3 separate regions of the Homo sapiens genome follow, and regions 1 and 3 are each linked to region 2. Evidence: chromatin loops called from intact Hi-C (ENCODE). Cell type or tissue: B cell. All regions are shown on one strand. Links, peaks and the distances in the headings refer to the core of each region. The heading gives the core; the rest is flanking DNA.

What was found. A loop is a pair of places that touch in the nucleus more often than their neighbours do. Peaks named below come from ENCODE experiments on the same cell type or tissue, not always from the same donor. Only the 100,000 strongest peaks of a DNase experiment are listed, where the experiment ranks them.
Region 1: a loop joins it to region 2, with 10 times the contacts of the local background. A loop is called at or near these places in 3 of 110 quality-filtered maps.
Region 3: it touches region 2 in a loop (8-fold over the local background); 13 of 110 quality-filtered maps call a loop at or near these places.

Annotation. Positions count from the first base shown.
Region 1 is chr3:186,151,936-186,154,435 of GRCh38, forward strand. All of the region lies in intron 24 of DGKG (diacylglycerol kinase gamma), which reads right to left. Among named protein-coding and RNA genes, the nearest start is that of ETV5, 44 kb to the left of the region's middle. In B cell, for the core only: no CTCF peak of the experiment used is centred there; DNase peaks (open chromatin) are centred at 606 and 1,186; H3K4me3 peaks cover 885 bases; H3K27ac peaks cover 1,847 bases.
Region 2 is chr3:186,252,952-186,258,096 of GRCh38, forward strand. DGKG (diacylglycerol kinase gamma) reads right to left here. Exons shown (of 25, transcript NM_001346.3): 17 at 4,903-4,988; 18 at 142-231. Among named protein-coding and RNA genes, the nearest start is that of DGKG, 110 kb to the right of the region's middle. RefSeq lists enhancers at 2,096-2,155, 2,256-2,545, 2,576-2,625 and a silencer at 3,206-3,285. In B cell, for the core only: a CTCF peak has its summit at 2,845; DNase peaks (open chromatin) are centred at 1,990, 2,470 and 2,960; H3K4me3 peaks cover 1,927 bases; H3K27ac peaks cover 2,488 bases.
Region 3 is chr3:186,820,092-186,822,591 of GRCh38, forward strand. The region is part of intron 3 of LINC02043 (long intergenic non-protein coding RNA 2043); the gene reads right to left. Among named protein-coding and RNA genes, the nearest start is that of LINC02043, 4.2 kb to the right of the region's middle. In B cell, for the core only: a CTCF peak has its summit at 1,544 (motif pointing left); a DNase peak (open chromatin) is centred at 1,540.

The DNA.
Region 1 (2,500 bases), core at 1-2,500, 100 kb before region 2:
GGAGGTGGTGGCAGGCACCTGTAATCCCAGCTACGTGGGAGGCTGAGGTAGGAGAATCACTTGAACCCGGGAGGCGGAGGTTGTGGTGAGCCAAGATTGCACCACTGCACTCCAGCCTGTGCGACAGAGAGAGACTCCATCTCAAAAAAATAAAATAAAAATAAAGGGCTCCAGGAAATGGAAGGGAAGGATAGAACCAGAAGACACTGTGGACAATTAGCATAACCTGGTGCTAAAAGCTGAAAATGATCCTTATGTTGGCTTCCACCAGCCCAGAGACCTAAAAGGGGAGAGAGTCTCTGTTTTTTGATAGTCACCAGAGGAGAAAACCGAGAATGCATCAACATCATTTTGTGCTGTGTGTCTTATTGTGGGCATTATGTTTATCCCAGGACGCACGGAAGCGAGGCATAGGCTGGAGACTGGAGACTCGGACAGCACTTATCTGTGGCATGCAATGTAGCATTCTTTGTTCCCCTGTGGAACACGTTTGTGGCATGTTCCCCTGTGGTCAGCCTTCTCTCACTCCTGATCTCCCATGCCCATGAGGGGAAGGACTTCAGCTTATTCACCACGGCACTCTCTGAGCCAGTGCAGTGCCTGTTCAGGGTACAACACACTGTGGAAGTACTGACTGATAAGCCCTACGTGCTGGCAGTGGAGATGGCTCTGTTGGAAGCAGAGGATGGTAGCTGGTGCCTACATTTCCCGCTGGTAGAGCCCCTCCCCCACATTTTTTTATTTTTGAGACAGAGTCTCGCTCTATCACCCAGGCTGGAGTGCAGTGATGCAATCTCGGCTCACTGCAACCTCCACCTCCCAGGTTCAAGCGATTCTTCTGCCTCAGCCTCCTGAGTAGCTGGGACTACAGGTGCTTATCACCATGCCTGGCTAATTTTTTTATTTTTAGTAGAGACGGGGTTTCACCATGTTGGCCAGGATGGTCTCGATCTCCTGACCTCATGATCCGCCCGTGTCGGCCTCCCAAAGTGCTGGGATTACAGGCACCAGCTGCCGCGCCCGGCCTTTTTTTTTTTTTTTTTTTTATTTAGATGACACAAGACCCTTGCTTCTCTTTTTTATCCCTTTAGCTGAGCTATTTATTTGCTAGTTAGTACCTCCAGGGCACGGAAGAGGAAGTAAAACTCAAATCTCTCCTGCTTGTTTTTCAGCGGTTCTGACAAAGGTCTTGACAGGGTAGGAGTCTGGGGCTCCTGGGTAACATAATATTTTGGTCAGCTTTGTGGATTCTATTACTATAGAACCGAAAGAAGTATGAAATCATATCCTCATTTCCAGTCAAAGAGATATCAGTCCCTTACCCTCAAATTAGGGGCTAGCAGGTAAAATAGTTATGATCCTATTTTAGGAGGTAGTTGGATGTGGCTAAGCCTGCCTTTTCAAACCCTGATAGAAAGAGGTCATCCCACGTTTCTGTAGTTAGCACCCAAGCTTCTTTGGTAATTGGGCGAGTCAGGCCATTAACTAAAGTCTCCATGATTTTCTTAAAAACTATTCACATCACTGACAGCACCTGGCCAAGTGCTAAGATCAGCAGCTTAGTGCATAGTTTTCTGTTTGATCACAGAGAGAATTGATACACTAGACTCTTGCATGATAGTTCGAAGTTCACAAAACTATTACAGCATGTAATTTCCCCTTTAAAATAGAATAAAAATGTGAACTTCACTAGTGCTGGGGATTGACTTTGTTGGGGGCTGTTTTCTGCAAACCAACACATTCTTATTACTTCAAGAGAAGCAAGAGATTGAGGGACTTCTTCCTGAATGTTGCCTTCTCAGGGTGTGTAATTCAGATAATGCCTAGTAAAATGGCCAATAACCTGAAGTGTGAACCCTTCCCAAACCATTTGAAAGGTGTCTGAGGGGCCAGGCGCGGTGGCTCACGCCTGTAATCCCAGCACTTTGAGAAGCCCAGAGGGGCAGATCGCATGAGCGCAGGAGTTCAAGACCAGCCTGGGGAACATGGTGAAACTTCGTCTCTACAAAAAATACAAAAATTAGCTAGACGTGGAGGCGCGCCCTTAGCTACTTGGAAGGCTGAGGTGAGAGGATCGCTTGAGCCTGGGAGGTCGAGGCGGCAGTGAGCCGTGTTCTCGCCACTGTACTCCAGCCTGGGTGACAAAGTGAGACCTTGTCTCAACAACAACAAAACAACAAAAAAGAAAAGTGTCTGAGGTCTGCTGTAATTTGAACTGGAGATGCATAGAAAGGCACAAATCTGGAAGGTCTCAAATAGTCTCTGCGATATTTTAAAAGTTAAAGAAATATGGTGAGCCTAAGGGAGGAGGAAGGTTTGCATGGCTTTCCGGTCTTAGTTGTTTCCGGGCTCTCCAAGATCCTAGAATGTGCTGCTTCCTGACAGTGTTTCCTGCCATCAGAGGCCTTCGAATGTAAATGGACAAGGCCAGGCGCAGTGGCTCACACCTGTAATCCTGGCACTTTGGGAGGCCGAGGTGGGGCAGATCACCTGAGGTCAG
Region 2 (5,145 bases), core at 1,424-3,923:
TGGACTTGACATGACTGCAGAGTTGAGTATTATGCTGCGGAATGTGATCCATAAAAGGGTAAGTTCAGCCTAGCTCTGTAGAGCATCTCTGTAAACAGGAACACCTGTTCCCAGGGTACCACCATTAGCATGCAAACTCACCTCCTCCCCAGCGGAGACAACGGGCAAGGTCATTTCCTGTTCCAAGAGGCAGGACAGCCACTGGTGGATGCTTTGCAAAGTTGGCCTTATCTGCAAGACACACAGAGGAACAGAGAACCATATGCCATGGGACTGTAGAATGTTTGAGTTGTCTTTTTATCCCTGATCTGATGCTTGAACCCCTCCATAGCATTCTTTGTTTGAATACCACCCTGATGGGAAACACACTACTTCCTAAAGCCATCTATCCCATCTGCAGCGTGTTAACCACCACTAATTGAGTTAAATCTGTCCATTTGTATTTTATATTGAGCTAAATCTGTATCCCTGCAACTTGCATATGTTTATTCAAATTTCATCCTAAATCTGTCCTTTGGGGTGGCAGCATACACCCCAAAACATTAAGTTGCATGTTTTTAATCCTTAATGATAATCAGCACTTACTCCATTTATTCCTCAGCCTAACTTTGTAAGGGATTATCCTCCTTCAAGTAGCTGAAGAAACTGAGATTGACAGAGGGAAAGTAGTCTACAACCATTCTACCCTGAACACGCTCAATCTCATCTGACTGCAGCAGCTAGGCCTGGTCAATACTTGAATGGCAGACAGGGAAAGTAATTCCAGAGCCAGGATTCAAACCCAGATCTCTATGGCTCCAAGTCCATTCCCCTCCTCTCTTCAGGGGCCAGGCAGGTATACAGATTAGTAAAACAGGTGGGGCTAGGACACTAGGGAATAGTGGGACATTGGACAAGCTGAAGATGCTCACCTTCAACTGTTCACCACTCGAGTTTAAAAGTTTAAAAACTAACATTAGCTAAATGAACAAAACCTCCAGGTGTTATTTGGCCCCCACAACCAGTTTGTCACTTCCACCACCTCTCAGAATTGCAATGACACAGATTCCTAATTATTCCTCTTCTGACAGTTGTGAAGGACATCAGACAGAACCATCAGAGAAAGCACAATAGAACATGTTTTCATCTGGCCTCAGATCTACCGTGGCATATTGTCTAGGCTGGGAGAGCTGAAGAGGGCACAGGCATCCATCAGTCTTGGGGGTGGGTGGGTATTTCCATGAGACCTCAGCACGCATGGTGCCCCTGGATGTGAGCAATGTGATTGCGGCGTGAGGAGAGATGCAGGAATCAGCAGGGAAGGCTCAAGCTAGGGTTGTCCTGGCAAACTGGGAGCTCATAGGTCCTCCAGGTTGTCTGACCTATATCAGAAATGGCTGAGCGCAGGCAAGACCCAGGACTGAGATGGCCACTGGAAGGCTTGAGATAGAGAGCAAAACAATGCAATGGCCCCTCTCGTTGTCCTCAGAACATGTGTTCAGAGCACTGCCTCCCTGCCTTTGCACAGCCTGCTCCCTTTGCCTAGAAGGCTCTTGTTTCCTGTGTCTGCCCCTTCTTCTGTGTCCCCACCTCGGCAGGTCAACTGTTGTTATGGTGTTTAGGCTAGAAAGCTGTATGCCGCCCTAGGTTTTTCCTTTTCCCTCACACATCCATTCACATATCACATTCTATGTGTTGTCTCCTTACTAGATCTCCAAGCAATCTCTTCTCTCTATCCCCATGGTGATGCCTGAGTGCAGGTATGATTCCTTCCCACTGGTATCGCTGCAACAGCCTCCTCTCGGCTCTCTCCGCCTCCAGTTCCACCCTCCTAGTGTGTCACCCACACTTTCACCAAGAAGGGAAGTCCATGAACCACAGTCCCTCGCACTGGCTCACTGCTTTCACTTCTGGGATGGGGCTGTGTGGCTCCTCATGGCCCCATAGCCTACCACAGTAGGCCCAGGAAGCAGGCTCTGCCTTTCTCCCTAGCCTCATCCTTCTGCACATCCTGCCTCCCACGCAACATGTCAACCGTTCTCAAGTGTTTTCACTTCCTTAAAGCACAAAGCTCTCTGTGGCTCAGCTCAGAAGCTGCCTTTGGGAGACCCTCCCTAGTTGCCCCAGCCTGGACCTGGTGCCTCGTCAGAATATTTCCTTAGCACCAGAAATGATCTCTTTGTACTCTCTTGTAATTATCTCCTTGTTTGTTCCCTGAATGTATTGTAACCTCCCCGAGGGGGACTGGGTCTCATTCTCACAGCATCTTCATACATATCGACTGAAGCCTGCTATATGCAGATGCAGTGTTAGGTGCTCCGGCTCTGAGAGTGGGCAAAAAAGCCGTGGCTTGGGTTCTCATGGTGCTTACCGACTGTCCAGTGGGACAGACAGATAATAATGAGGAATCCATGGAGATAATGCATCATTTCACATTCACGTTGGAAAACAAACAGAGGAGCACTGTCGTATAAGAAGGTGACTGAGGCTGGTGGGTGTGTCAGGGGAGGCTCCCCTGAGTAAGCCACATGTCAGCTGAGATCTGGAGTGGAAGCTGACTGAGTGAAGGCTGGGGCAGCACTGCAGACAGGGTGGCCAACTTGTGTGAAGGCCCTGAGGTGCAAGGGAGACTGGAACGCCCAGGGGTCTGAGAGATGGGCCGGGACCTGAGTCCAGATGGAGAGGGATGGAGGTAGAAATAAGGCTGGAAGGGTGCGCAGCAGCTGGACCACCCAGGGCCCTGTAGATTACTTCAAGGGTTTTGTCTTTATCCCAAGAATAATGGAAGCCACTGGTGTGCTTTATGCACACCATGCACCCAGTGACATGCAGGAAAGATCGCTATGGGTGTAGGGAGAGAACAGATCAGAGAGGGGACCATGGGGGGGCGCTGCAGAGCACTGAACAAGTGCTGAAATGAGAGTGAACGGATGAATATCTTACGCAGTTATCCCTTTTGCTTCTGCTTTTTTCTCTTTGGGTCACTAACCTGTGAAAAAAACTAATGTTTCTTCCTCCTTCTGTGATCTTCCTTCTTTCTGTTTTGAGCAGCTTCTATCACCTGTGTCCTCTGCGGATGAACTGCATAAAGCTCTCCGCCAAAGCCTACTTCTCCCTCATGGTGGAGAGGGAGCCGTGTGAGTAGTCCGGTACCGCAGCCATCCACCCTCTGCAGATCAGCTTTTCCTTCCTTGGCTCCCGGAGGACTCCTCCCTCCTCCCACAAACAACTCCAGAGCCCAAGGTGACAGGAGAGCGTGGGTGGCTGCTTGGCAGGGCTGTGTCCATGGCAACCAAAGCGCCCGGGGGAGTGGCGGGCGGCAGGTGTACGGTCCTGCAGCCTTCTCGCCCAGCTAGGTGGTCTACTTACAGCCCCCGGAGGCACGGCTTTCTCTGCCCTGGTCACGGTCTAGTCCTGGCTTGTCCTTGACTTCCCTCGTCCTCTCATCTCCCACATACAGTCTGTCAGCAAATCGTATTGCCTTCACCTTCTAAAGATATCCAGAAGCTGGCCACTTCTCACCACCACTCTGTTTCTCCTGTGGTCCAAGCCCTGGACATCTCTCACTTGGACTGCTGCAGTGGCCTCCGAACTGATCTCCCCGCTTCTGCCCTCTTCTCTTAATCTGTCATGTTCCTCCTTTGCTCAAAACCATCCAATGTCATGGGACCCTCCCAGTATAAAAGCCATATTCCATAGAATGCCCTATATGTCCTAGTCACCTGGCCCCTCGTCACCTCTGCTTCATCCGCTGTAGCTTTTCTCGAATCCACTCTGCTTTGACCATGCTGGCCTGCCTCCAGCAGCCTGGCCTGCTCCCACTGCAGGGCCTTCGTCTTTGCTGTTCCTTCTGCCTGGACTGCCCTTCCTCAGGTATCCACTTGACTCACCCCTCCTCCAGATCTCCATGCCAATGTTGTCTTCTCTGTCAGGTGTTAGATTGCAGCCTTGAGCTCCCTGTGCCCCTTCCCTGCTGTACTTTAAACACTTCCTGACATACTATGTCTCACTTATTTAATTGTTCATTGCCTGTCTCTTTCCTCTACATGGTGTGCTCCATGAAAGTGGAATTTTTGTCCGTTCATTCCCTGCTGTATCTCCAGTGCCTTGGGGAGAGCTTGACACATCATGGAGCACAGGCAGCATTTTTGGGATGAAGAATGGAAAGCCCAGGGCTCATCGCTCAGGGCCCAGTCTCTGACTTTGATGACTGTCCTCCCCAGTGCTCCCCCGGCCGCTTTCTTGTCCTTATATTACACTTTGCAGTGTTTGTCTGGGTTCTGTAGGGTTAGATCTTGACTCTGCTTCCATCCCAGAATTTCAGTCAGTTTCCATCACTTACTGGGGCTGATGTGTCCGAGGACCCACAGATCCAGGTAGAGCTGGGTAGAACTCAGGCTACCAGCCTTCTGGCCTGGGCCTTTTTATCTAGATGTACTCTACTGGACACAGCTCAGTGTGGTCCTTCTTTGCTTGCACTGATCTGTACTTTCTAGATGCACTTTCTGGACTCAGGCTCCGGGTGTTCATCTCAAGGTGATTTGTCCCAGGCTATGATCTATGCTTAGTTCTCTGGCCTTTACCAACCCCAAAGGGTCTGCCCAGAATTCCACTCCTGTCCTCCCACCCCCCAAATCTGGCCTGTCCTGCCACTGCCCAAACCCCAGCCATGACAGATCTGCTTTACAGGAAAGGCCTGAAACTAAACTGTTACCTCCGTATTGGAGGGAATCATTCGATTGTCTTATTTCTTTTTTTTTTTTTTTTCCACCCAAAGCAAATATTTAGTCAAGTGTTGGTCCAGGGGAAGATACAAGGATGAACAGACATGGCTCCATGTCTCTTTCTTTTTTATTGCCTTCTGCTGATTGTAAATACGCTTACTATAAATAAGCAGCAAACGCCCTCTCAGCCCATGCTTACCAATGCAATCCAAAATCCAGCCAACTGTCCCATCTCCACCACAGGCCAAAACACGGAAGTCTGGAGTATCACGGAAAAAGTTCAACCTGGGAAGAAGAAGAAAGGCCAAAATGGGCTTGTTACTAGGTTGCAGCTGACATTGATACATGTTGAGTCAGAGTCTGCCCTGTTCCCCAGGAGTATGTTAAGACCTCGATTCCTTTTGTGGTTGAAAGGGTCACTCAATGTTCTGAAACCAGAAGT
Region 3 (2,500 bases), core at 1-2,500, 570 kb after region 2:
CCGGATGTAGCCCAGTAACCTAGATTAATCTTGAGACTCCTCCTTTCATGAGACCTAGTTTGCTAGTGGGGCAGATTAGGCAGAAATTAGCCATGCAGTTCACCACTCACGAGGCAGCAGCAGTAGCATGGTGGTGAAGTGCTTGATACCCTGCAGATCCAGGTTCAAGAAAGACCAGCTTTGTCCTTTTGGATAAGTTACCTTATTTCAGTGCCTTAAATACTATTTATTTATTTATTTAGAGACAGGGTCTTTCTCTGTCACCCAAGGTGGAGTGCAGTGGCATGATTTCCGCTCACTGCAACGTCTGCCTCCCAGGCTCAGGTGGTCCTCTCACCTCAACCTCCTGAGTAGCTGGGGCCACGGGTGTGTGCCACTATGCCTGGCTAATTTTTTGTAGAGATGGGGTTTTGCCATGTTGCCTAGGCTGGTCTTGAACTCCTGGCCTCAAGCTATCTGCCTGCCTTGGCCTCCCAAAGGGTTGGGATTACAGGTGTGAACCACTGCGCCTGGCCAAATATTTAATCTTTTGTTTTAAAAAATGGAGGTGACACCTTCTAGTCTCCGTATGAAGAGTAAATGAGATGGGAGAAGCACAGCACCTGGCTCAGAGTAAAGTTTCACTAATGTTAGGACAATGGTACTGGCCAAGTTTTCTCTAAAGGATAAAGCCCGAACTCAGCCCCTCAGACAGTGAATAAGAAGTTTCTTTTTTTCTTTCTTTCTTTCTTTTTTTTTTTTCTCGAGACGGAGTCTCGCTCTGTCGCCCAGGCTGGAGTGCAGTGGTGAGATCTCGGCTCACTGCAAGCTCCGCCTCCCGGGTTCACACCATTCTCCTGCCTCAGCCTCCCAAGCAGCTGAGACTACAGGTGCCCACCACCACGCCCGGCTAATTTTTGGTATTTTTTTAGTAGAGACGGGGTTTCCCTGTGTTAGCCAGGATGGTCTCGATCTCCTGACCCCCTGATCTGCCCACCTCGGCTTCCCAAAGTGCTGGGATTACAGGCGTGAGCCACCACGCCCGGCCAAGAAGTTTCTTTTCTGTATTTTTACTTTTTTTTATTTTTTGAGACGGAGTCTCGCTCTGTCACCCAGGCTAGAGTGCAGTGGCCCAATCTCGGCTCACTGCAACCTCCGCCTCATGGGTTCACGCCATTCTCCTGCCTCAGCCTCCCAAGTAGCTGGGACTACAGGCGCCCACCATCACGCCTGGCTAATTTTTTGTATTTTTAGTAGAGACGGGGTTTCACCGTGTTAGCCAGGATGGCCTCGATCTCCTGACCTCGTGATCCGCCCACCTCGGCCTCCCAAAGTGCTGGGATTACAGGCGTGAGCCACGGCGCCTGGCCCAAGAAGTTTCTTTAAGGCAGCTCCAGCTTTTTCAGTCAAAGTGAAATGGTCCTGAAATTTGCATATGCAATGTTTACCTTTCTTTTTCATTAAACGAGAGAGGGAACCAAAACAAAAATACAGTTTGACCATTTAAAATGTTGGAAGAGCTGCCAACTTGGTAGCACTATCTAGAGTGGCTCCATTCTGCCATCTAGTGGAAGGGAAAAGACAAATTTAGACCAAAATACTTCCATCTTTAATTTACAAAAAAGTGTGTTCTTTTGTTTTTTGTTTTTTAAAGTTGGGGTCTTGCTCTGTTACCTAGGCTGGAGTGCAAGCAGTGTGATCATAGCTCAACAGCCTGGAGCTCCTGGGCTGAAGCCATCCTCCCACTTCAACCTTCCTGGTCACTGGGATTACAGGCATGAGCCGCAGCACCAGGCTGTGTTTTCTGATTAGCATAATTTAAATTATCTACTAAATTTGCTCGTTAATAGATTCACTTTGTAAAGAAAAACCACACAGTATTCTAAACACTAAGCAGTAAAACTAAATTTCCCAAAACATTTATATTTATAAACTATGAATTTCAAAGATCTGCAGAGGAAAGAGAGAACGTTCTTGAGCTCTTATTATCATAAATTTTCCTGCCCCTCCCTTTCCCGTTTATATTATCCATTTCTACACATACTCTTTACGTTTATTTTGGCACATAGACTGGGAGAAGCCCAGAGTCTCTGAGGATTATATCTTTCCCAAAATACTGAGCAAAATCAGTGGGTGAGTAAGATCATTCCATTCATTTTTCAAAAATGTACACTCACTTAAAATGTTGATGTATCCGGGCATGGTGGCTCAAGCCTGTAATCCCAGCACTTTCAGAGGCTGAGGCAGGCGGATCACAAGGTCAAGAGATTGAGACTATCCTGGTCAACATGGTAAAACCCCGTCTCCACTAAAAATACAAAAATTAGCTGGGCATGGTGGTGTGTGCCTGTAGTCCCAGCTACTTGGGAGGCTGAGGCAAGAGAATCACTTGAACCTGGGAGGCAGAGGTTGCTGTGAGCTGAGATCATGCCACTGCACTCCAGCCTGTTGACACAGTGAGACTTCGTCTCAAAAACAAACAAACAAAAAAGTTGATGTAACCAAGGTATTTGTTAAGGCC